Regions from separate parts of the Homo sapiens genome. Here regions 1, 2, 4, 5 and 6 are each linked to region 3. A link is a loop called in an ENCODE intact Hi-C map of the cell type or tissue named here. Cell type or tissue: dorsolateral prefrontal cortex. All regions are shown on one strand.

Region 1 (4,000 bases), 110 kb before region 3:
TTTGAGATCTGGCTTCACCGTTGTCCCATTCCCTATCCAGTGTGCTTCCCAGCCAGGCTGAACTTCTTGCATTTCCCAAAATGCCGTTGTGCCCTTGTTTGGTTGTTTTCTGTGCCTGGAATGCTGCCCTATCTGTACCTCCCCTGGTTTGGTAGATACTTGCTCATTTGTTAAGACCTGGCTCAAAAGCTACCTCTTCTATGAAGCTTTTCCTGATTACCTCCTCCTCTCCAGAATTGATGACCTCTTCCTTTGGACTCTCAGTATCACATCTATATTTATGTGCCAGTGCAGGTAGCATTTTATTACACTGACTTGTTAGATCTGTAAGCCACTTGATAAGGGCTGCACGTGTATCTTGTCCCCAGTTGTACCCAAACTTAGCTCTGTGTCTGGCTGGAAATGGGGGATGTTAATTAAATGATTGATTGCATGATTCTGGCTACCTGTGTAAAGCTTAATTTATTAGTGCTTATGACAGTAAAATGCTGACCCTTAGAGATGTCTCTTGTTGCCTGTAAAGCTTTCTCCAATACTAACTTTGGGTGGGGGGGTGTTTTGGGCAGACAGTGTAAGTTACATTGTATAGTCTAGACTGAGCATAAATATATGGGTGTGTTGCTTAGTCTAGAAGAGCTCTTTAGCAAATCCCTATGGGCTGGATTCTTCATAGACTGTGTAGGGAAATAATAAAGGGAGCAAATTGTTATTTTCAGGGTATTTGGGAGTTTGTGTCTTTGCCTGTAGTCTGTTATGGTTTTGTGTATATGCTATGTTTAATTTTTAGGACCAGCCTTGACTGTTGCTTCTTATTCGGTGTAGGTTAAAGAAGTGTTCTCTTAGTTGGGACACTTGAGAGTGAAGCCTTGCAACTTAATGGCACTTCAAAGAGAGGAAGACTTATTGGCCGGGTGTGGTGGCTCATGCCAAGTTGATGTGTTAGACATGACAGTCTGCTTCATTTGTGATTACTCTTGCTAGCCATCTCTCAAGTTCATTCATACAGAAAGCATGCTGGGGGCCAGGCGCAGTGGCTCACGCCTATAATTCCAGCACTTTGGGAGGCCGAGTTGGGCGGATCACGAGGTCAAGAGATCGAGACCATCCTGGCCAACATGGTGAAACTGTCTCTACTAAAAATACAAAAATTAGCTGGGTGTGGTGGCGTGTGCCTGTAGTCCCAGCTACTTGGGAGGCTGAGGCAGGAGAATCACTTGAACCCAGGAGGTGGAGGTTGCAATGAGCCGAGATTGCATCACTGCACTCCAGCCTGGCGACAGAGTGAGACTCCATGTCAAAAAAAAAAAAACAAACAAAAAAAACCCAGCATGCTGGGTCTGTCTTTTTAGAGCTTTGGAATCCAATAGCTATAGAGTCAAATGGTAGCTGTGTGATTTTCTCGTCTCTAAAATAAGTGTAATACATAACTCACAAAGTTGTTGAGGAGAAGAAATGAGGTAATATATGTAATATCTGGCATTTAGCAAACATTCAACAAATAACCCATGATGATATCATCATCATTAGAATTATTCCCTGAAGATTATGAAAGAAAATGAAATGCTCTACTTTTTAACATAAGCTACCTAAGCCTGTAAGGTATGGTTTTTCTTTAAACTTCCTGAGCCTTGTTTGTTTCCATGAGTAGTTATTGTCAGGGAGGCAAGGTAACACCTCTCAAGGAGAAGGCTTATCCAACCTAGTGGTATGATATGATTCTACAGTAACACCCACATGCATTTACAGCCTGGGTCTATCATTCCCTAGTTGGGTGGCCTTGGATAAAGTAACTCTGTGGGCTTTGGTGTGGTAATTGTTCCTACTTTATAGGTTGGTTGTTGATGGATTAAATGAGAAAAATGCACGAAAGGCCCTTCAGCACAGTCAGAATGAGAGCTTTTCAAATGTTAGCTACTATTGCCACAGGAAATCTTGGGGAGGCGACTCAGTGTGCCTAGTGCAGTTCTGTTCTGAACGGCTTGTGTGCGTGTGTTTGCCTTTTAGTACCATCTTCCTCATGGGACCAGTGAAACAGCTGAAGCGAATGTTTGAGCCTACTCGTTTGATTGCAACTATCATGGTGCTGGTAAGGTCTGCTTTTTAGCTGGACTTCTCAGATGGGAGTTTTTATTTCTATTGTATAGGATGTTTTTCTTTTTAAATCTAAAGACCTCTTCTCTTTTTCCGTTCAGCTTGACTTATTACCCTATTCCTATAACCATGTGGCAGAAGGGAACACTCTAAGTAATACTACGATCCCCTCCTCCCCTACTTTGTGTTTCAGTGGGTGTCAAGGTGCTACCAGTTCTGAAAAGCACCTCTAGAGGGCATTGCTTGTCAGATGAGCCACAGTGGTGTGGTGGTAGTAAGGGAGCTCAGACACCTTCCTGGTGACTGTGGAAGCCACACACAGGCAGGGCTTAGAGGGAATAACTCAGAAACACAGGACTCATTCTCTAGGGTGGGTGTCCTGTCTTATAGAATGGCCTCTTTATTCCTCATTATCTGACTTGGGGACTTATTACTGTTTTTCATCAGTCTCCCCAAAGTGGGAGTGGCCTCCTTATGGCCTGTCATCCTTGTACCCTGCTCTGACAACATTGTCTTTAGCTTTGTTGTATCTTCCTGTTCCATTGACCCTAAATGCCTCTCATTTTTGGCCTATTTTCTTCCCTGTGGTTGTCAAAATCATTCCAGACCTACATTCTCTGGACTTTTATAGCTATTGCAACATTTGGAACTTGAAGAACATACTTTTATTTTTAGTTTCATTTATATAATCTCATTTGTTCAAATAGGTGAGTTATCAAAAGCTGTGACCACATTTCCTGTTTATTTTGTGTCCTTTTAGAGTATTGGGCACAATGCTGGACACAGAGAATATTTAGGACATATTTGAGTAGTTATTGTTATAGAAGGATGGCGAAGAAAGGCATGGCTGACTGCTCTAGCACCAGTTGTCCTTGGCCAGCCTCAGATGCCCACGGCCTGGACAAGTCTCTTGCAGAAAGAGCTTTCTAAGAATGGCCTTAGGGAAAGTGTTAGGTGATAGGTACACAAGTAACTGGCATGCTGACTGTGAGATTGATATCTCAGGTTAACCTTTGTCCTCACATGTGCTTTCTGCTGCAGAGACTAGCATTTGGTAGGAGTTAAAATAGAAAGATTTGTGTTAAGCTTACTTTAGTGCATTTGAATGAAAAGATGGATGGACGGATGAATGGGTGGGCCTGAAATGTGATTTGTTTGCTGGGCAGAGGTTCTGGGAAAACTTGAAAGTAAAAGAACATCTTATCTATGTGAATCTTTATTGGCTAGTTTGATTTCATGGAGATTTTTAACTATTCTGCCAAATATGGGTGCTCAGGTGGGTTAACTGCTTTGAGATGAAGGATGCATAAGTTTTGTGCATTTGTGAAGAATAACAAGTTTTGAGTTTTTTTTTTCCTGCCATGTTATTGTCATTAATTAATGTTTCCTTTCTTCCTTTAGTTGTGTTTTGCACTTACCCTGTGTTCTGCCTTTTGGGTAAATGTATATTTTAATTTTTCTTAACCATTTTGGCTTTTGCCCCTTGTCTCACACTCTCCTATAACCATATTATTATTTTTCCAGTGGCATAACAAGGGACTTGCACTTATCTTCTGCATTTTGCAGTCTTTGGCATTGACGTGGTAAGTAACCTTTTAAACAATCCCCTCCCACATAGCCCACTGAATAATGTAGCCAAAGGAGATAAAACTCACATATTGTGGGTGGGAGAATTAAGAAAACACAGAAGCTGTTTAATTTAAGGATTCGTAATGATGAAAGTGAAGTCAGGCTCCAGAGCAAATGCCTATCAACCCAGCCCACTGCCAATAGATGGCATTAGTGGTCTTGAGTGGTCACAGGAGGCTCCTTGTTTGCCTGCTGTGGCATTTTTGCTGAACTAATGGTTGATTTTTGAGATGTTACAAATATTATTAAGCCACTCATGTCCGGTAAGTGCAAGGACAAC
Region 2 (4,000 bases), 230 kb after region 3:
ATACTTGTATTTATTCTGGATATATAAATTAAGCAGCTCCTTTATGCCAGGCATTGTACAGGATTCTGAAGAAACAGCAGTGAAAAAGATAAGGAATTCCTGGAAAAAGACAGACAAAAAAAATCAGCAAGTAAATTGCTGCTATGTTTGAAGGTGTTGGGAGTTCTGAATGAGAATAGAACAGCAAAAATAGATCAAATGATACCAGAATGGGCATGTGTACAAAGTTTTAAATTGGGTGATCAGGAAAAGCCACAATGAGCAGCATTTGAGTGAAGAATTGAAGGAGGTGAGGGTATCAGTCATGCTGACATCTGAGGGAAGAGAGTATTAGGCAGAGGAAACAGTAAATGCAAAGGCTTGGAGTCAGGAGCAAAATTGACATGTCTGAGAAACAAGGTGGCCGCGTGTTGTGTTGATGTAAGAGGCGTAGAGAACAGCAGGGGAGGATGTCAGAGAGTGAATGAGAGAGAAGAGCACAGGGCATAGGCACTTGTAATCCCTTGCAAAGACTTTGAATTTATCTCCTAAGAATGGAGAGCCATCGAAGGATTTTGAGGAAAGAAATGACATTTTCTAATGGTCACCTTGGTCGATGTGGTCAATTAAGGCAAAGATGGAAGCAGAAAGAACAGTTAGGAGGCTACTGCATGACTCGACTAATCCAAGTGAGAGGTGATGGTGGCTTGGCATAGGGTGGTTTGGGGGTAGTGAGAAGTGTTTAGGTTCTATTTGAAGATAGAGAGCCTGCAGTATTTGCTGATTGGGTGTAATATCCATGAGAAAGAGAAGAGTCAAAGATAAAAATATTCATTATGACAAGTATGCCTCAACTGATTGTTGTCAACCAATGTCCACCCATTAGCAAGTCATGCCCACTTTGCGCTAGGTTTCTACTTTCTTGTCTGTTATTTAAATCTTCCCCAAATGACATTCTAGTGCATGCTTTGACAAACTGAAAGTGAACAATTCATTCTGAGAGTTTAACAAATTCCATGTCAGTATGCTAAATAAAAATTCAGCCACTAGTCAAATTGTCGATTTCATTGAAAACATGAGAAAGCCTCAGGCACAATCTCCTGAGTTCACACCTTTATTTTTTACTTCTTTTTATTATTTATTTTATTTTAAAAAATTGACAGGTAAAATTGTATGTATTTATTGTGTAAAAGATGATGTTTCAAAGTATATATACATTGTCGAATGACTAAACCTAACTAATCAATATATGCATTACCTCACATAGCTATCATTTTTTGTGAGGAGAATACATTCACTCTAGCATTTTTCAAGAATACAATATATTTTTAATTACAGCCACAACGTTGTATAATAGATCTCTTGAAATTATTCCTTCTATCTAACTAAAATTTTGTATTCTTTGACCAACATATCCCCAACCCCACCCCACGCTTCTCAACCGCCCCAACCCCTGGTAACCACCATTCTACTTTGTATTTCTATGGAATCAACTTGTTTAGATTCCACATGTGAGTGGGATCATGCAGTATCTGTCTGCACCTGGCTTATTTCACTTAAAATAATGTTTTCCAGGTTCATCCACGTTTTGGCAAATGACAGTATTTCCTCCCTTTTTTTTGGCTGACTAGTACTCCATTGTGTATATGTACCACATTTTCTTTATCTATTTAGGTTGATTTGATATCTTGGCTATTATGAATAATGTTGCAATAAACATGGGAGTGCACATATCTCTTTGATACAGTGATTTCATTTCCTTTGAACATATACCCAGTAGTGTGATTGCTGGATCATATGGTAGTTCTATTTGTAATTTCTTGAGGAAACTCTACTGTTTTCCATACTGTCTATACTAATTTAGATTCCTGCCAACAGTGTGCAAGAGTTCCCTCTTTTCCATATCCTTGACAACACTTGCTATCGTTTGTCTTTTCTATCACAGCCATCCTAACAGGTGTAGGGTGATACCTCATTATATTTTTTTAAAAAATTTACATTTCCCTGATGATTAATGATGTTGGACATTTTTTCATATACCTGATTGCTATTTGTGTGTTTTATTTTGAGAAATGTCTATTCAAGTCTTTTACCCATTTTTAAATTGTGTTGTTTTCTTGCTAATGATTGCTTGAGTTCTTTATATATTTTGCATATTAATTCCTTATCAGATGTATAGTTTGTAAATATTTTCTCCCATTTCATAAGTTGTCTTCTACCTCTGTTGATTATTCCCTTGGCTGTGCAGAAGCTTTTTAGTTAGACGTAATTCTATTTGTCTGTTTTTGCCTTTGTTTCCTTTATTTGCTTAGCCCAATGTCATGAAGCATGGCTTTATGTTTTTAGATGGTCATCTTTCACTTAATGCACAATCATTGTAATTTTGGCGTTTTAAAAAAATTGTTTTACTTAAAAACTAATTGTTGAGCAATTATTACATACCAGGCTTTCTGCAAGTGCCGGGGATCCAGAGATAACAAGGGAATCTCCTACTCTCAAAGAGTCTGCCATCTAGTGGGAGACGCAGGAATGTAATTGAGTAGGAGAACACCATGAGATTCGTTGCAGAACAGCCATGAGAACAGAACAAAGTTCTAAGAGAGCATAAAGGGGTGGCACAACTTAATTTTATCAAAAAAATTCAGGAAAACTTATACAGAGAGGAGGAGTTTACAAGTAACTATGTAGGGAGCTGTCATGGGTATTCCAGTTAAAGGAAACATGTGAGGAGCATAAAAGAGGCTGGCCCATTGGGTTGGCTGCACATGTATGTGTTTGTTAAGGTTTGGGAGTGTGTGAGTGAATGGTGGAAGGTGAGTCTGAAAGGAAAGCAGTACTAGATCTTGAGCATTCTTATATATCACAGTGAAAGATTAGAAATACATCCCATAGGCATTGGAATTAGTAAAGAGGTTCTCAGTAGGGAAATGGCATGATTAGATTGAGGCTTTACAGTGATTACCCTGGCAAAGCTGCAGAGAACAGACTGAGAGGAGGCCCTGGTCTGGGAAACCAGTTAGTCCACTGCAATTGGCCTATGATTTGAGCAGTGTGGGAAGAAAGGAGGACACATCTCAAAGAACTACTTAGAAGGTATACTTAGTCCAGTTTGGTTGAGAAAGACACGTGGGTGGATAGCAATGAGTCTAACATGATCCCTATATATCAGTATTTGGAAATTAGATGGAAGAGAACACATTGCTCCATGCTAAGGACTAATATGAGGAGAAGCAGTTTGAATAGAAGATGTGTCCAGTGTTCAAGGAGTGATTGTGCAGTAAGGTAGAGATCATTAAAGAGCCAGTTTGAAGTTTAGAATGAAGTCTGGGTGAAAAATCAAATGCGATTAGTGGGAAGTCTCTTAGAGGTTAACCTATACTTTTTATCAAAACATAGGAATTTATTTTCATATTCCTCATAGCAATGGACCTTTAACTACACATGTATTTAATAAATACATTTTATAGATACCTATATAACATAAAGAACAACCACCATACAACAAATTCAGTGGCAGAAAAGTTCCATTGCAATCAGTATGTTTAAATTCTACTGGGAGCATTGCAAACTAAAATTATATTTTGGGGAGACTATATGGCAATATATAATAAGAGCTGTAAAGATGATCATATCATTTTACCCAGTAATCCTACTCCTGGTTATTAAAGGGAAATAATTCGGTGTGTATTAATGAAATTGACCTTACAGTTCTGATCTTTATAATAAGTTATAAGAAAATGGTTTAATGTGTATGTGTATATATTTACTTGAAGTAGAAATATGAACGCTAAAAAATGGGAAGATATTTAAGTTGGTGTTAAAACAGCATTTAAAATTACCACAATTATGAGAACACATGTATGCCAATGCAGATTCACTGGAAAAATATTGAAAATGAAAACTGTCAGATGGTAAGATTATAATTTTATTTCTTTTTTAATTTGAAATAAGTTGGTACAGCACAGCTTTTCAAAAGCTTCTATAAATGTGTATGTTAAGTTGTAATAAAGCAAACACATGC
Region 3 (4,000 bases):
CAGCCATGATCATGACAGGGAGTGGTGTTTATGGCCATGTTGTGGTCAATCTATCATAACAAGAGGCTGATAGGTGAGGAATTGCTAAAATATTTTTTTAAATTGGGAGGTCATGTATAATAATTAAAAAATATATATATAAATTGGGAGGTCATTAGGCTGGAATGGCTCCTGGGCTTTAAGTTCCCACTAAGCAAACCAAATCCCAGCATAAAACAGTGAAATGAAACTAGCGCCTTTATCAGTCAGAAACCACCAACAGAAGTTAGTTTGTGGTTGCTGACTGGTAAAGACTCTAGTCGATATTGAAATACGTTTTCTTTGCCTTCCTTCTGCATTTAGCCCATAAACTTGCTGTCCAAGCTGCTGCAGCAGTCTTCTGAACTGCTTCTGGTTCTGAGTGCTGCCCAACTCATGAGTTGTTCTTTGGACAAATAAACTCTGTTAAATTTATTTTGTCTAAAGTTTTTCTTTTAACAGCTCTAAGCCTTGTCCTCTTTTCCCATGACAACCCTTCACATGTTTGAATATAGCTCTTCAGTTTCTCCCTAGGCCTTCCATTCTTCTACTGCAAACATTGTCAGCAGCTTTGAATTTTCCTCATATGCCGTGATTTCTAAAACTTTCATCAGTTCCCTTTCCTTTTCTGCTGTGGCAGGCAGAATAGAATGGAGATCTGTAGACATGACCCCACCATGGCATATTCAGTAGAGCTCCCATCTTTCCTGCTCCCAACACTGCCTTTCTCTTTCAGCACTGCCTAAGACTGCTTTGTCATTTTTGGCAGCCACATTGGGTTACTAAAATGCCTGGGGCTTCCCACATGAACTGCTATTAAGCCAAGTTTCAACATCCTGTATTTGTATGGTTAACTTAAAAAAATATATATTTCCAGGACTTTAGTCTTAACTCATAATATAAGCCCGTTAAATTACTTTTGAATGACTTCTGCCATGTAACGCATTACCAAACCTTTCAAGCCTATATCTTCTAAAATTTGATAAGCATGTGTCAGAGTCTTCACATTGACAGAAATATTCCACAGACACAGATGAGCACTGAGAGCTGTAACTACCAAAAATCCTAGAAAAGAGGGATAACTTCCACATTAACTCTTAGTTAACTAGAAAATTGAATTAATCAGGCTGCCCAGTCCCCGATCCTTCTAATTAACTAAAGTTCACAGCATTATCATTATTAAAAGTGTGAAGAAGTCTTGTATGAATGTCCCCACTTTGGGCATACGTAATACATAGCAGGTGCTATTAGAGGTTCAAGCTTGCAGAGGAATCACAAACAGCCATCAGACGTAACTTTAGTTAAATAAGCTGAAGCTATTTTTCCTAAGTGTTTATTTCTAGTTGGTTCACAGGGTCCTCTCCATCCCTACTTACGGGAGGCCATTCACATCACTTTGATGGTTTGCATAACCTGGAGATTTCAGAGCTTGGATATTAAAACCTCTTTTTCTCCTTCAAGTCTTGGTTTTAGTCCTCAGAGCTCTCTGCAGGGGAATGAGGACCCCAGAGAAAGTCACATTGCTTACATTTTCCTGCTTCCCCCTCTGTCTCTCCATTTATTCCTTAGGGGAGAATATCGTATTGGGGGAGGAGCGCAGGAAAAGTCACCCAAAAGCCATGGGAAAGGTTGTGGAAATGGGGAGTGCTGGTCCCACCCCTTTCGTCCTGGTGATGGGGTGGGACGGCAGGCGCCAGCCTCCGTTTTTCTGCCCGTGGGTATGTGTGGTTGACCTCCTTAAATCAGAGCCAAGCGCGTGACCCAGAACTCTGCACAATCACCCACGCCCACGGCAAAGCAGATGAGGCTCTAGAGCTTGCAAGTCTTTATCTAGGGAACTGCGTCATCCTCCTCGGTCGGACACCAGGTGGCAGCAAAGCTCCAACTCATCAGTCACCCCACCCTCCGTCCAGGCCGTCTTCTGACGCAGAACTTAAAAAAGATACTGCAGATTTTCCTTCTAAGGAAGGAGCTACCCATACAAAACTAGCAGCTTTAGAGAGAGCCATAGCTAAAACTGAAACGTCGTCAGGATAAAAGCTGCCTTCTGAGTAGGACAGGCAAAACACCAAAAACAAAGTTCAAAACCAAATAATCATTTACGAAGCTTCTTGAGGAGGGTATAATGCAATTTTGGTCCTGGTGCAAAGAAATAAATTTGGTTCTGTAAGCAAAAAAATAAATTTTGGTATATAAATGTAGGGGATTCATTATTAACTGAATCTTATTCTTTAGTCGAAGAAGGTTTCCTGAAGAAGGAGGGGTGTCAGGCAATTTTTTAAATACCAGAAAGCTGAGCCTAAGATGCACTTATGAGGGTTAAGTGGTCCATTGAAATAAATATATTTGCTTACAGTATAAAGGATTTTATACTGCAGTTTTGGTAGAGTTGTCTGACCTGACACCTCGATATTAGAGGTGTATGAAAAGAGACAAAGCTTGTGGTTTTCTGAGGCCCCCCTGCTACCTGCTTGGCAGTGAAAATGTGAAGGTTTCATAATAAGTTGTTGGCTCTGGAGGAGATGGTTCTACATGTTTTACTGGTGTCCAAGGTCTACCGATGACTCTAGGGCCTGCAGTACTAATGAGCATCTCGTAGACAGTATATGGACCTCAGGCAGATGTTAAGATAGGGCCAGCCGAGGAGCTTTCTAATTGAGGAGGATTTACTCAGAAGGAAGAGTCCATCTGTGTTCTTTGAGCGTTTTGGAGAGTGGATGATCGAGCCCACTGTGTAACACAGCCCTGTTGTATTGCTGCCTCCTAGAGGAAGGACAAGGACAAGTGGGGGACAGAGGAGGCAGTGAAAACAGGAGTGGATCATTAGGGCCCAGAACACCTGAGTCCTGTCTCTCTAGGAAAAGCCAAGGTATCATGAGACCTCTGGTTGTTAGAATGTCGTAAGCCCACCCCACCATCCCTGCTCCCCACTCCCTCTCACATGCACTGCTGCTTCAAAAGGATTTTTTTTTGAGTGCTGCCAAAGTCCTTTAAGAAGCCAATCTATTTCATCTGAGACTGTTACGCTTGCAAAAGTGATCTTGCTGAAGATGAGCTTTTCAGCTTGCTTGTTAGCTACTTAGGTAGCTCTAGAGACCCCCAGGAGATGATACAAAAGGCCAAGGAGAGGAAGCCAGAATCAGAGCAAGCGTGAGAGCCCCCATGAGATACGTTGTCTTTTTCTGTCTGTCATCTAAGCAGCCCTGAATTCCAAGGGTAGTAGAGATTTGTAAGTATGTAGAGGATAAGAATCCTGATTTTGCCATCTGTGGGCTCTGAGTTGACATCCTCACGTTTCAGGGTCTTCATGTGACTCACAGTGAAACAGGGAACTTGGTCTATGTACTCAATGTCTTCTCATACCCCTCTTCTTCTCTTAGTAGCCTGGGTGATGGAATGAGACACATCTACTTGCTGTCCTGGGTCAATGGACTACTTACCCCTCATAAGTGCTTCTTAGGCTCAACTTTCTGGTATTTAAAAATTGCCTGACATCCCTCCTTCTTCAGGAAACCTTCTTTGACTAAAGAGTAAGATTCAGTTAATAATGAATCCCCTACATTTACGCACCAAAATTTATTTCTTTGCTTACAGTATAAATGATTTCCTGGTAAATCTGTGTGTTTATGCTAGGTTTGCTCATAGTTTGCATTTTCTCTATGCTTCCAAGTTTGCTGTGCTGTGTCCTAGATTTCTGTTTGCCAGAGGGCATGCAAATGAGGAGGTTGCCAGGATGAATGTTAAGTAAATCGATGTATAAAACATAATGTCCAAAAATATGGGCATGGTGCTTTATAGCTTACAGATATTTCACATATTTTACCGAATTTGACCTTTGCCCTATCACTGTTAGCCAAGATGATTATGCTCATGCTATAGATAGGAAACCGAGGCTGAGAAGTTAAGTAAGGGCACTGTCTTAGGGCAATCAGTTGGGAAGTGGCAGGAAGGTTTTTGTTACTGAAGTCCATGCTGTACTTGG
Region 4 (4,000 bases), 250 kb after region 3:
AAAGGTCCTGAGGCAGGAATATGATTGATGTGCTGAAGAGCAGCAAGAAGACCTGTGTGACTAGGACTGGTGACAGAGAGGAGAGTCATATAAGGGGACTCAGCGAGCTCGTGGAGCATTGCAGGGCTTTGTTGGCCATGGAAGGACTCTGGGTTTATCTGGGGGAACCACTGGATCTGTTTGAGCAAAGACATGATGCAATTTGTTTTTCTGCTAGCCGTATAAAGAGTAAATTCTAAGGAGTCAAGGCTAAAAACAGAGATTCCAGTTAGACTATTAAAATAATCCAGGCAAGAGACGATAGTGGCTGGGATGTTTAGCAGAAGAGATGGTGTAAAAATGATCTTATTTGGGACTTTTTCGGTCTGTATTTTCAACAACATTGTTGTGCTATAATTTATATACCATAAAATTTATCCACATTAAATGTACAACTAATGTTTTCAGCACAGTTACAGAGCTGTGTGATTGTCACCACAAGCCAGTTTCAGAACATTTCCATCACTCCAAAAAAGGTCCCTCATTCCCATTTGCATTTAATTCTTTCTCCCACTCCCAGGCAGCTACTAATCTCCTTTCTGTCCCTATAGATTTGCTTTTCTTTGACATTTCATATAAATGGAGTTGATATATGTAGTCTTTTGAGTCTTGCCTATTTTCACTTAGCATTCTATTTTTGAGACCCATCTATGTTGTACCATGTAGCCGTAGTCTATTTCTTTGTTCCTGAATAGTATTCCATTACATGAATATACCACATTTTGTTCATCTATTTACCAGTAAATGGGCATTTGGAAAGTCCTACTTTATGGCTAATATGAATAATGCTGCTGTGAATATTCATGTACAAGTATTTGTGAGGACTTACGTTTTCATTCTTCTTGGGTAGATACCTAGCAGTGGAATTGCTGGGTCTTACTGTAAGTCTGTGTTCAACTTGTTAAGAAAGTGAAAAACTGTTTTCCAAAGTGAACGTATCATCTTACTTGACCTTTAAACAACGCATAAAGTTTTAGGTTTCTCTACATCCTTACCAAAACCGGTGAAAAAGAACCTGTAGAAAGGATAGTGGATGGCTGATCCATTGCAAATGTAGAAAACGTAGAGGAATTTATCAGGAGAGCTTCATGTGGGTTGGAAGGTTTGGTGGTTGGAGCATGATGGGGCTTGCTTTTGATGGATCTTACTGTTTCCAGGGTCATCAGTTGAGAGTGGAAAGGAGGAAAGAAATGCATTGTTAGCTTGGAAAGAAAGAAGAAAGCAAGAAATTGACATCTAGAAGAGTGGCAGAGCTACAGAACTAGGGAAATGTGGTTAGACTGAAGGAGGGAGAGGAGCAAGGGCATTTTCGGTGTATGCAAGGGAGTTAGCAATGCTAAGCTGGGAAAGGAGGTGAGTGAGGATGTTAGGGAGTGACAGTCAGTGCAAAGGTGGTAAAGTCAAAATATTTGGGGACTTAGTGGGGCTGAAGAATTGTTGGGATTAAGATACAAGAAGAAAGGAGATACAAAGATAGGGTGTGCTGGCCAGGAACCAAGGTAATGCATGAGATGCCATGCATTGGTGATGACAATATATGGTCATGAAAGATTCCAGTTAGACTATTAAAATAATCCATGCAAGAGACAATAGTGGCTGGGATGGTTAGCAGAAGAGATGGTGTAAACATGATCATATTTGGGACTGAAATAGGGTCTGAAATAGGGTGGAAAGAAGAGATCAGACCAATATTTAAAAACAAATAGTCTGCATGGATAGTGAAATCAGCAAGAATTATAGTAGAAGTAACGATGGAGAGACGAGAACCACATGCTAAAATATTCAAATAATGAAGGCCAGGATGTTTGGATTTTGGAGAGGGCTGCAACAGGAGAGGAATCTGGTTTCTGGTAGTGTTACCTCAAGATCTTATCTTCAAAGTCTCTGTGTAGGGAAGGTCAGGGCAAAGGAGAAATAGCGGTTTGGAAACAGCAATAAAATGCAAGGAGGATGCTTAATCTGTTTTCATACTCGCTGTATATGAAGTATGGGAAGCAAAAACTCTGCCAGGTGCCTGGTACAAAGCAGCTCCCTTTCATAGTCAGCAGCAGAGGTTCTCGAGGTCTGGATCTCTTACTTTTTAAATTAATTCTTTGGTTTAACTAAAATCTGTTGTGGCTTAGCATTTGCATTGCTTTAAATCTACTTTTAAGCATATTAATGTTTTGGTTTGTTTTAAATGGCACTAAATATGTCCTGGGACACGAAACATCCTTACACATATACACACACCCACACACTCACATGCACAGATCTTCAAGAATATTCACCAAGCAATTAAAAAAATGTCATTTTTCCTCAGAGTTACACATTTTGGGGGTGAGATGGCTGGCTCAAGTTCTCTTTCTGTGGCTGTGAACTTATATTTTCTCTATGTAAAGCTATTAGCTATAAAGTTATAACTATCAGAGGAATAAAAACTGGTACATGAATTCTCCATTTCCTTTTTTTAATATTATTATACTTTAAGGTCTGGGATACATGTGTAGAACGTGCAGGTTTGTTACATGGGTATACATGTGCCATGGTGGTTTGCTGAACCCATCCACCTGTCATCTACATTAGGTATTTCTCCTAATGCTATCCCTACCCTAGGGCCCCACTCCCCAACAGGCCCCTGTGTGTGATGTTCCCCTCCCTGTGTCCATGTGGTCTCATTGTTCACCTCCCAGTTATGAGTGACCACATGCAGTGTTTGGTTTTCTATTCCTATGTTAGTTTGCTGAGAATGATGGTTTCCAGCTTCATCCATGTCCCTGCAAAGGACATGAACTCATCCTTTTTTATGGCTGCATAGTATTCCATGGTGTATATGTGCCACATTTGCTTTATCCAGTCTATAATTGATGGACATTTGGGTTTGTTCCAGGTCTTTGCTATTGTGAATAGTGCTGCAATAAACATACATGTGCATGTATCTTTATAGTAGGATGATTTGTAATCCTTTGGATATATATCCAGTAATGGGATTGCTGGGTCAAATAGTATTTTTAGTTCTAGATACTTGAGGAATTGCCACACTGTCTTCCACTATGGTTGAACTAATTTACACTCCCACCAACAGTGTAAAAGTGTTCCTATTTCTCCCCATCCTCTCCAGCATCTGTTGTTTCCTGATTTTGTTGTTGTTGTTTGAGATGGAGTCTTGCTGTGTCACCCAGGATGGAGTGCAGTGGTGAGATCTTGGCCCACTGCAACCTCCACCTCCTGGGTTTAAGCCATTCTTCTGCCTCAGCCTGCCAAGTAGCTGGGATTACTGGCGCCTACCACCACACCTGGCTAATTTTTTGTATTTTCAGTAGAGACAGGGTTTTGCCATGCTGGGCAGACTGGTCTTGAACTCCTGACCTTGTGATCTGCCTGCCTTGGCCTCCCAAAGTGCTGGGATTACAGGTGTAAGCCACCGCGACCGGCCTGTTACCTAACTTTTTAATGATTGCCATTCTAACTGGCATGAGATGGTATTTCATTGTGGTTTTGATTTGCATTTCTCTAATGACCAGTGATGATGAGCTTTTTTTCATGTTTGTTGGCTGCATAAATGTTTTATTTTGAGAAGTGTCTGTTCATATCCTTTGCCCACTTTTTGATGGAGTTGTTTTTTTCTTGTAAACTTGTTTAAGTTCCTTGTAGATTCTAAATATTAGACCTTTGTCAGATGGATAGATTGCAAAAATTTTCTCCCATTCTGTAGGTTGCCTGTTCACTCTGATGAGTTTTCCCAACACCATTATTAAATAGGGAATCCTTTCCCCATTGCGTGTCTTTGTCAGGATTCTTAAAGATCAGGTGGTTGTAGATGTGTGGCATTATTTCTGAGGCCTCTGTTCTGTTCCACTGGTCTATATATCTGTTTTGGTACTAGTACCATGCTGTTTTGGTTACTGTAACCTTGTGGTATAGTTTGAAGTCAGTTAGCATGATGCCTCCAGCTTTGTTCTTTTTGCTTAAGATTGGTTCC
Region 5 (4,000 bases), 260 kb before region 3:
ATAGTTCTACATACCTAATAAAGCCCTGCTGGCCTGTTCTGTGATACTGATGACTCTTAACTATACCTCATCTTCCTTGACCTATAAGACTAGCTCCTTGCTTTTCTCATCCCCTTGGCCAAGACTTGGAGTTTGGCTTTGACTCTGGCTTAACTTACTTTGAGACCTCAGACAATTGCCCTGGATTCTGTGTCCCCTCTCCCAACCCACAAGGACAGTATGGCTCTGCTCCTTCTTATAGGCATATATGGCTAATCACAGCCATTCTCCTTTGCCTACAGTGAAGACGGTAATTTCCTCTCTCTCCCACAGGCTCCATCTGGGGTTCTGCATATATTGTGGGTAGCATCCCTGCCCTGCCTCTTAGGGGCTTGGAGGATTAGGGATTCTGTGAACCCAAGAGCCACAGCCAGGCAGTCACTCTGTCACTACAGGACAGAGCTGTCCTCAGCAACCAAGGGCATTTCTCAGGGAGAATGTCCTTTCTGGACTGTAAGGAAGGTCAAGCTGTATTTGTGCTATGATTTGGAACGTTACACCAGGCCCTGGGGATTTGATCATCTTTGATAGTCATTCCGGACAAATTAGAATGATTTTATCTTTGTACAAACAGGCCAGTAGCATAGAGGATAGACTTTTTCTTTTTTTTCTTTTTTTAGGCGGGGTTTCGCTCTTGTTGCCCAGGCTGGAGTGCAATGGCGCGATCTCGGCTCACTGCAACCTCCGCCTCCTGGGTTTAAGTGATTCTCCTGCCTCAGGCTCCTGAGTAGCTGGGATTACAGGCGCCCACCACCACGCGCAACTAATTTTGTATTTTTAGTAGAGACGGGGTTTCTCCATATTGGTCAGGCTGGTCTCGAACTCCTGACCTCAGGTGATCTGCCCATCTCGACCCCCCAAAGTGCTGGGATTACAGGCGTGAGCTACCACGCCCGGCTGAGGATAGACATTTTTAATAGAAAATCTCATTTTGGCTCCCTTAGACTTCTCAAGTTCCAGATGCTACTTAGCCTTTCCTCCCTGCTCTCTATTGCCTGCTCTTCCTCACCACATCCCTGCTTTTCTGAAAGTCCTTCCTTGCTGTGCAACAAATATGACAAAATTCCCAAGGCAAAAACCTTTAACACCTCCCATCTAGGATAACACTTATATTTTCAAGATTCTCACTTCATTATAGAGATCCCTATAAAAAGGAATAATACACCCTCCCCACAGAGATACTGTGAAGAAACACCAGTGGCTCAGCTTCAGCTGCACCCCAGGCATTGTGCTGCATGCTTTCCAAGTATTTCCTCATAGAATCCAGACAGTCACCCTGTGACGGAGGACTCCCTCAATCCTGTGTGTCTCCACATTGAAACAGATGACTAAACTTCCCTTCACAGATGAGGAAACTCATAAGTAGTGACTTGTTTGAAAACACCCATGTAATTGGAAGCACGGGATCTGAACTCATGACTTAACCATACCCACGTCTTCACCATCCTCACTATATCACACTTGCACTGGGGTAAAATGAGATAAAGCATTTGGAAGTACCTAACACAGCACCTAGCACATCATAGGCCCTCAAATGTCAAACAGGTCAGGCCCACAGAAGGCAGTCACATGCCAGCTCACTGCCTCCTCTTTATAGCCACATCATCCTCAGTTCCTTCCAGACAGGACACAGCCAGGGCTCAAGGCTGAACACATGTTGTGAATGTATCTTGTGGTCCATCCAGAGACATGTCTAATCTGCAAGTATCTAAGAGGCATATTGTCGGGATGGAAAATATTCAGGGAAATCTGAAGAGACTAACCATCTGTCATTGTATCAAAGCATTTTTCCTCCGTCTCCTGTCTCAACCCAAATTCCTTAGCCTATCTATTGCAAATATTTAGTCTCATTGGTTGTTCACTTGTTTACAGAAAGACCACATAGTAGCTCCTCAAATAAGAATCAAGGAACATTGGCACTAGATGGCCCTTGTCTTACACTCCTCAACTCTGCTTCTCCAGGAGCAGTGATCTACCTAAGATCACTCAGTGGCAATACCTGTGAACCTGGATGGGGTCATGCATGTAAGCAGGCTAGCCAGGTGGTCCTTGGTCACCAAGGCCGTGGACTACACGATAAGGGCAAAGGAATTCAAAACAAGAGTGCCCAGCCAGAGGCAAACAAGCTCTCAGGTTCATCCTTGGCTCTGCACAGCCACACCGCTGCCACCTAGTGTCTAAGGGCCTGAACTTCAGTCTTGGTGCCTCTGGCCAGGGAAATGGCTGTGTTGAGCTGTGTGTGTGCTCTGTAATGTGGGACTCCCAATGCCTTCTGGGTCAAAACAACCCCAAACCTGGTATCTGTGGCATAGCACAGGGACCCAATAAGGCGGAAATCTCAATGAAAGAGGCAGAGGTGGGCAGCAGTCCTAAATGTGGTCTTGTCAAAACCAGAAGACACAGGACTGAGTTGTTTAAGCTAACGAGTAGCCAAATGTCCCATGTGCCACTGTCCATGTGGTCCCATCAGGAAGGCTGCAGGCCTGCCACTGCATGGCAGTTTACAGCTAAAGAGCCTGGGTTTAGTGGGGGCACTTGGGGTTTCGACCTTCTGCACTAACGGCAGATATCCTCAGAAATGCTCTCAGGAACTTCAAAATGTGTGAAAATTCTCTTTTCCTTCTCCCCCACACCCCCTTCTCTCTTTCTCTCTAGCTGAATAAAGGCAAATTTGAATTCCTGAATATGGAAAATATGGTTCTAGCTGCCAAGCATCCTTCAAGACTTAGCTCAAACTGTCACTTACCTCATGGAGCCATCCCTAACTCCATATTTGGAAATACCCACCTCCCTCTGAAGCCACACTTCTTTCTATAACCACGACTTGACTTTGCTAGTTATTAGAATCGGTATCCACAGGTCCTGCTCCCTAAATCAGAGTGCACACTTTAGTGGTATTGCCTACAGAGCCTAGCCTGGTGCTTCGCATACACTGGATGTGCAGTGTCTGGTAGACGACTAAATGAATTGGACCTCAGTAAAAAAAGGGAAACACAGTGAATCATTTTGTGAAATGCAGTATTTCTAGATTTAGATTAAATTCTATAATAGCCCAGCTAGTGTGGGGTCAGTGGGGGAGTGGGGGGCTGTCTCAGGATTCTTTCCCTAGAGCCCAGTCTAGTACAGTCAGGGGAACATTCTCCAACCCTTGCGTTTCAAAGCCAAGCTGCTGCACTCAAGAATGCCTACACCTAACCAGCAACCCATCCTAGAGATAAAGGTCTCTCTGCCCTGTTCCACCTCTGTGCACACTAGTTGATCAGGAATATGGTCCCTTCAGAAAGTAGACAAGTGCTAGAAAAAAATATATACAGGGAATATATATAGAAAACGTGAACCACACGCAGACGTAGGAATGCCATCCAGTGATGGAAGCAGAGTGTCTGACCTGCACAGGTGAACCTGCCCTCTGCTCCTTCCCACTCCCATCCAGAAGCTAGGCCAGCGCCTGGCATCCAGGTGACCCAGAATAGTTGAGTTCAATCACCACAGGTAGCAAGACTCCAGGCCTCATGAAAGGTCTTTTACAAACTGCAGACCAGGGGACCAGCTAACCATTGGTTTCTGCCACACAACACAAAAACACAACCTCACCAGGAGCTAGCTGGGCCCCAAAGAAAAAACCACAAGGGTAATTCACTTTCTAGAACAGCTGCCTCTCAGCAACCAGCAAGATCTCCTTGGAATCTACCTTCTGCCAACCAAAGCAGAGAAGTCCTGAACTTATTTAGTCATGATGCAGGCCAAGGGCAGACGCAAGAGGAGATCAGTGGCTTCCCAAGTCATCACAGCAATTACTCCAGGACCAAACTTCAACTGCTGTTCCAGCACAAAGGGAGGAGAAGAGAGGTTTAACCATCCCAATCACATTCCTGTGCTTCCCCTTCTGAGATGGTGACCCTGCCCCTCATGCATCTTGGTGGCTGGCATTCTATCCAGATTGTGCTCTAATGGACAGGGC
Region 6 (4,000 bases), 56 kb after region 3:
ATAGCTGATAAGGATCTTTTGTAAACTGGTTTCTCAGAATCACGTTCATAAAGCTATAATTTAAAGCCTTTTCATTCTGTGGAATGTGATCCAATGTTATTTCTTTGTGGAGTGGAAAGTGGTAGGTGGAGAGTGGTTGGAGACTGAGGGGATCAGGGCAAGGAGAGTGAGAGTAAAATTTGGTATAAATATATGTCACCATCTTCTAAATTAAGTATAACATTTGGTCTCTTTCTTAGATATACAAGTTGTCTCTGAAATATTGGAACATTTTCCTCTTATTGAAGGTTCTGAGAAAAGATTCCTGAGTTTCCCCAGGGCAGGATCTGCCTACAAGTAGCTGACAAGGTGGATGAGTGATTTGCCAGCTTGAGGCTTCCCGGGGACTGCTCTGAGAATTGGAGGGGGCCCAGAGCCAACTTAGGGTGTGGTTCTAGGCATGGGGCCATTCATACTGGGAGCACCCGGGATGCTCTTTTCTAGAGAGCATCTGGGTAAGAGTGGTGGTGGCATCTGAGCACCAGTGTGCAAGTCCTAGCTCTGACAAGTGAATGATTTCAGGGAAGTCACTTAACCTTTTTGTTTCTGATTTTCTGTGTCTGAAATGTGCAGATTATGGTATCTGTCCTGCTTATCAGAAAACACTGTTTTGAAGAGCAAATTGTATAATGTATATAAAGATACCTGGAAAACAAGAAAGCTTAGTACAAATACAAACCATTCCAGGCTAAAATGGAGATTCTGCGCTGCTTGAAGGAGGAAGGTGTGTTGGAAATGGTACCAACAGGGCTATCCTGATAAGTGGAGGGGTGTGGCAAACCGAGAGACAATATGGAGTGGTGGCTTTTAGCCACCTGAGGTTGAATCCTGATGCTACCACTTACGGCATGCACATCAGGATCATGTTATTTAACCTCTCTTAGTCTCAGTTTCATCATCTGTATAATGGGAATTATCAAATATTTACTACCTGGGTTGCTGTGAAAATGAAATGAGAAAATACATGTAACGTGCTTGCCATGTTGTAAGCCCTTAGTGAATATTAGCAACATATAAATAGACATAACAGCTCTTCTAGTTTTGTGCTATGGGCTGATTTCATGTATATGACACTTGTTTTTTTTTTTTTTTTACACAAGACCTTTCCCAAGTTCTTTGTGCCCTACATAGGGGAGGTAAAATGAGGGAAATCACAAAAATTGTGACAATTTCTAGATTAGACATAGTGTAGGTGTTGTCATGTCTGCAGTGTAGAAGTCACCTTGGAAAGAGTTTGCTCATATTTCTTAAACATTTTTTAGGGTTGTCTTAGAGATGATCCAAGAACATTTTCTTTCATTCATTCAACAAACTTTTACTGAGCACTCAGTGTGCGTAGGATGAGCTAGGCTAGGAGATAAGGATGCAGTGGTGAGTAGGATAAATAAAATTCCTCTGCTAAAGAAGCATATGCTCTAGTAGGGAAGACACAAAAAAGTGTATATTTAGCATGTAGTATGTAGCAACTAGAGCTAGGAGGAAAAGTAAGATAGGGGAAAGGGACAGCATTGTCTTTGGGAGGACCCAGGGTGGAGACAGTAGCCACTCTCCCCTGTTCAGAACCCAGGAGCACAGAGTGCAGGTCACAGCTCAAAGGGCATTGTATTTGGCTGTCCAATGTGGCTGTTCTTTTTTTTTTTTTTTTTAATACAAGCATCCATTTTTGTTTTAAGACATGAAATGAGGGAATGACCACATATCCTCTCTGTCTCTAATTGGAGACAGTGAGTTTGGGCAGTTAAGATCCTGGGATCATAACCAGGATAAGGCAGAGGTGACGATCTCCTCCTGCCTGGACCCCTGTCCTGGCCCATCACTACCCATAGGGTAGGGGTGTGTGTGTGTGTGTGTGTGTGTGTGTGTGTGTGTGTGTGGTCTGAGTGGGATGGGAAGGTGGATGGCTTGGTATACATAAGGTCTTTTTCAGAACACTTGAAATGCAGACCTTGTCTGATAATACTTCTGTGACTCGGGTATATTATCTTCACAGCTCACAGTTTCATGGGACATTTGTGCAGATGAAATTGATCAGCAGCAGGAGGAAAATAGTCGTTGCCTAGGCAACCAGTGGATGACTCATCCAGGCTTTGAAGCAGCCAAAGCCATGAGACTGCAGTAATTTTCCAGATGCTTAACTCGCCTTCCTCTTTCTCTTCTCTTTCGTTGTTTCCCACTCTCCATCCTTCATTTCTTTCTCCACACCCACTTCCCTGGATGCTGCTCACTAGATCCTGAGCTCTCTGGAGCAGGTATTGAGACCTTATCCCACCACTGCATATGTGGCTTGATCTGCTGCTGCTCCTCATTCTAGCAACCAGGGGATGGATGGCCAGGCTGCAAAAGTCTTATTGCTACAGAGCTCCAAGATGCTGCTTGTTGCCTTTAATCATAAAAAGTTTAAGTGAGTGTAGCACCTTTTCTCCTAATTGAATCTAACCTAAGCTTATCTGTTTGTCTTAGAGATCTGCAGAGCATTTCTTTGAGGAGAGGCAGTTAAACCTTGGGCTTCCCCAAGCAAAGTTGTGGAAATGATATTTAAAGGTGACAAAGCCCCTTTTGACAGCAGCTCTCTCTGCTGGGTCTTCTCATCCTCTTGGCTCACCTTTCCTCACTCATAGTCTGGGGTCTGATTTTCCAGGCTCTTCTTAATTATCCACCATATTCCCCTCTAAAAAGCAAAGTGATAGACGTTTAAACCATTCCCCTTTCCAAAGGCATTTTCATTTTAACAAAGAGCTTTCAAAGGCAAAGTATTTCAAGACCCCAAAGAAAAAAAAAATCTTTAATTAGCTTTTCAAATACAGATTTAGGCAGAGGGGCTTTGGTGGTGGTCTGTGCCTGGTAAAAAGGTTTTCCCCTGCACATCGTATGTGCAGTACCTTCTTTGCTGCTGATACTGACTTTAAAGACATTCATATTGGATACTTGTTGGTGCCTCAATTTTGTATCCCACCCCACCCCCCATACATGTGTATTCCATTCATATGTGTACACACACACACACCCTTGAGCAGCAGGAGCAACTGATGGGGAAAAAACAAACCCCAAGTGATAAACTTTAGTTCACTCGCTTTTACTAATTGGATGTATGTCAAGCATCTATTCAATGCAGAACATGGTGGCCATCATTGGGACTGGGATGTCTCAAAATGGCTTACAGTCAGAACAGATTAAAGGCAAGCAGACACACACTTCTGTGGGAATGAGTAATACAGTTTGGGGAGAGGGTGCTGCTTATGACTGCCTCTCAGAGTTTGCCCTCTGGGTCCCTTTACTGTTCTTGGTCTTAATTAATTCAGTTGGCTCAGGCCCATGAGAGCTTCCTCACTGGTGCTCCACCTGTCCCACCACAGTGTCACTCCACCTTGAGGTGACCTGCCTGCACAACCACCAGAGTCACAGACAGATGCTCGTTCCCTTCATCCTTTCCTGAAGACAGCTCTCCTTCTGGTTGCAGGGACCTTCACAGTCTGAAAAGACGCTGAACACATATCCTTCCAGTCTGTTTGTGCATTTACACATACAGAAACACACATGACTTCTGAGATAGGTGAGTCCTTAAAGGGTACACACTCCAGCCATCTGTCTAGTGCCGGCATCACTTTGAAAGCATCTCCAATGGTCATCGTTGTCATCTCACTGCACTTGAATGCCCCAGAATGAGCAGCTGCTTCTCACAAGAAAACTCCTTTGTTTTTGGACAAGTTTTAATGTGAATTTATTTGTGCACTTATTGAACAATTCCTTTACTCAACAAAAATGAATTGACCTGCCCATGGTTTTTAGACACTGGAGGTGCAATGGTGAGCAAAACCATCATTGCCAACATGGCTTATGGTCTTCAGGGGAGGCAAAATTAACTGAACAATCAAACAGAACTATATTACCGACAGGGAAGAGTCCTGGGAGGCAGCAGTGCCTGGGAGGGAGCAATGAGACCATAGGGTAGGGAACTCTGGGC

What was found. Hi-C counts contacts between places; a loop is a spot of excess contacts. Peaks named below come from ENCODE experiments on the same cell type or tissue, not always from the same donor. Only the 100,000 strongest peaks of a DNase experiment are listed, where the experiment ranks them.
Region 1: a loop joins it to region 3, with 5 times the contacts of the local background. A loop is called at or near these places in 11 of 110 quality-filtered maps.
Region 2: it touches region 3 in a loop (3-fold over the local background); 73 of 110 quality-filtered maps call a loop at or near these places.
Region 4: a loop joins it to region 3, with 3 times the contacts of the local background. A loop is called at or near these places in 12 of 110 quality-filtered maps.
Region 5: it touches region 3 in a loop (2.8-fold over the local background); 4 of 110 quality-filtered maps call a loop at or near these places.
Region 6: a loop joins it to region 3, with 10 times the contacts of the local background. A loop is called at or near these places in 7 of 110 quality-filtered maps.

Annotation. Positions count from the first base shown.
Region 1 is chr1:168,233,097-168,237,096 of GRCh38, forward strand. SFT2D2 (SFT2 domain containing 2) reads left to right here. Exons shown (of 8, transcript NM_199344.3): 4 at 2,005-2,086; 5 at 3,493-3,528; 6 at 3,616-3,674. Among named protein-coding and RNA genes, the nearest start is that of SFT2D2, 9.1 kb to the left of the region's middle. In dorsolateral prefrontal cortex, CTCF peaks have their summits at 2,326 (motif pointing right) and 3,861 (motif pointing right); a DNase peak (open chromatin) is centred at 3,881; H3K4me3 peaks cover 248 bases; H3K27ac peaks cover 1,927 bases.
Region 2 is chr1:168,571,979-168,575,978 of GRCh38, forward strand. No RefSeq gene overlaps it. Among named protein-coding and RNA genes, the nearest start is that of XCL1, 2.6 kb to the right of the region's middle. In dorsolateral prefrontal cortex, a CTCF peak has its summit at 2,464 (motif pointing left); no DNase peak of the experiment used is centred here.
Region 3 is chr1:168,340,994-168,344,993 of GRCh38, forward strand. No RefSeq gene overlaps it. Among named protein-coding and RNA genes, the nearest start is that of MIR557, 33 kb to the right of the region's middle. In dorsolateral prefrontal cortex, CTCF peaks have their summits at 1,891 (motif pointing right) and 2,797 (motif pointing left); a DNase peak (open chromatin) is centred at 1,888; H3K4me3 peaks cover 1,317 bases; H3K27ac peaks cover 3,347 bases.
Region 4 is chr1:168,592,800-168,596,799 of GRCh38, forward strand. No RefSeq gene overlaps it. Among named protein-coding and RNA genes, the nearest start is that of XCL1, 18 kb to the left of the region's middle. In dorsolateral prefrontal cortex, no CTCF peak of the experiment used is centred here; no DNase peak of the experiment used is centred here.
Region 5 is chr1:168,080,226-168,084,225 of GRCh38, forward strand. GPR161 (G protein-coupled receptor 161) reads right to left here. Exons shown (of 6, transcript NM_001375883.1): 6 at 1-4,000. Among named protein-coding and RNA genes, the nearest start is that of GPR161, 55 kb to the right of the region's middle. RefSeq lists a silencer at 2,066-2,360. In dorsolateral prefrontal cortex, CTCF peaks have their summits at 2,215 (motif pointing left) and 2,417; DNase peaks (open chromatin) are centred at 1,289 and 2,216; H3K27ac peaks cover 3,169 bases.
Region 6 is chr1:168,397,092-168,401,091 of GRCh38, forward strand. It overlaps LOC125312414 (a long non-coding RNA gene), which reads right to left. Exons shown (of 8, transcript NR_176090.1): 8 at 3,100-4,000. LOC100505918 (a long non-coding RNA gene) reads right to left here. Exons shown (of 5, transcript NR_176059.1): 5 at 3,100-4,000. Among named protein-coding and RNA genes, the nearest start is that of MIR557, 24 kb to the left of the region's middle. In dorsolateral prefrontal cortex, no CTCF peak of the experiment used is centred here; a DNase peak (open chromatin) is centred at 2,110; H3K4me3 peaks cover 414 bases; H3K27ac peaks cover 3,248 bases; H3K27me3 peaks cover 351 bases.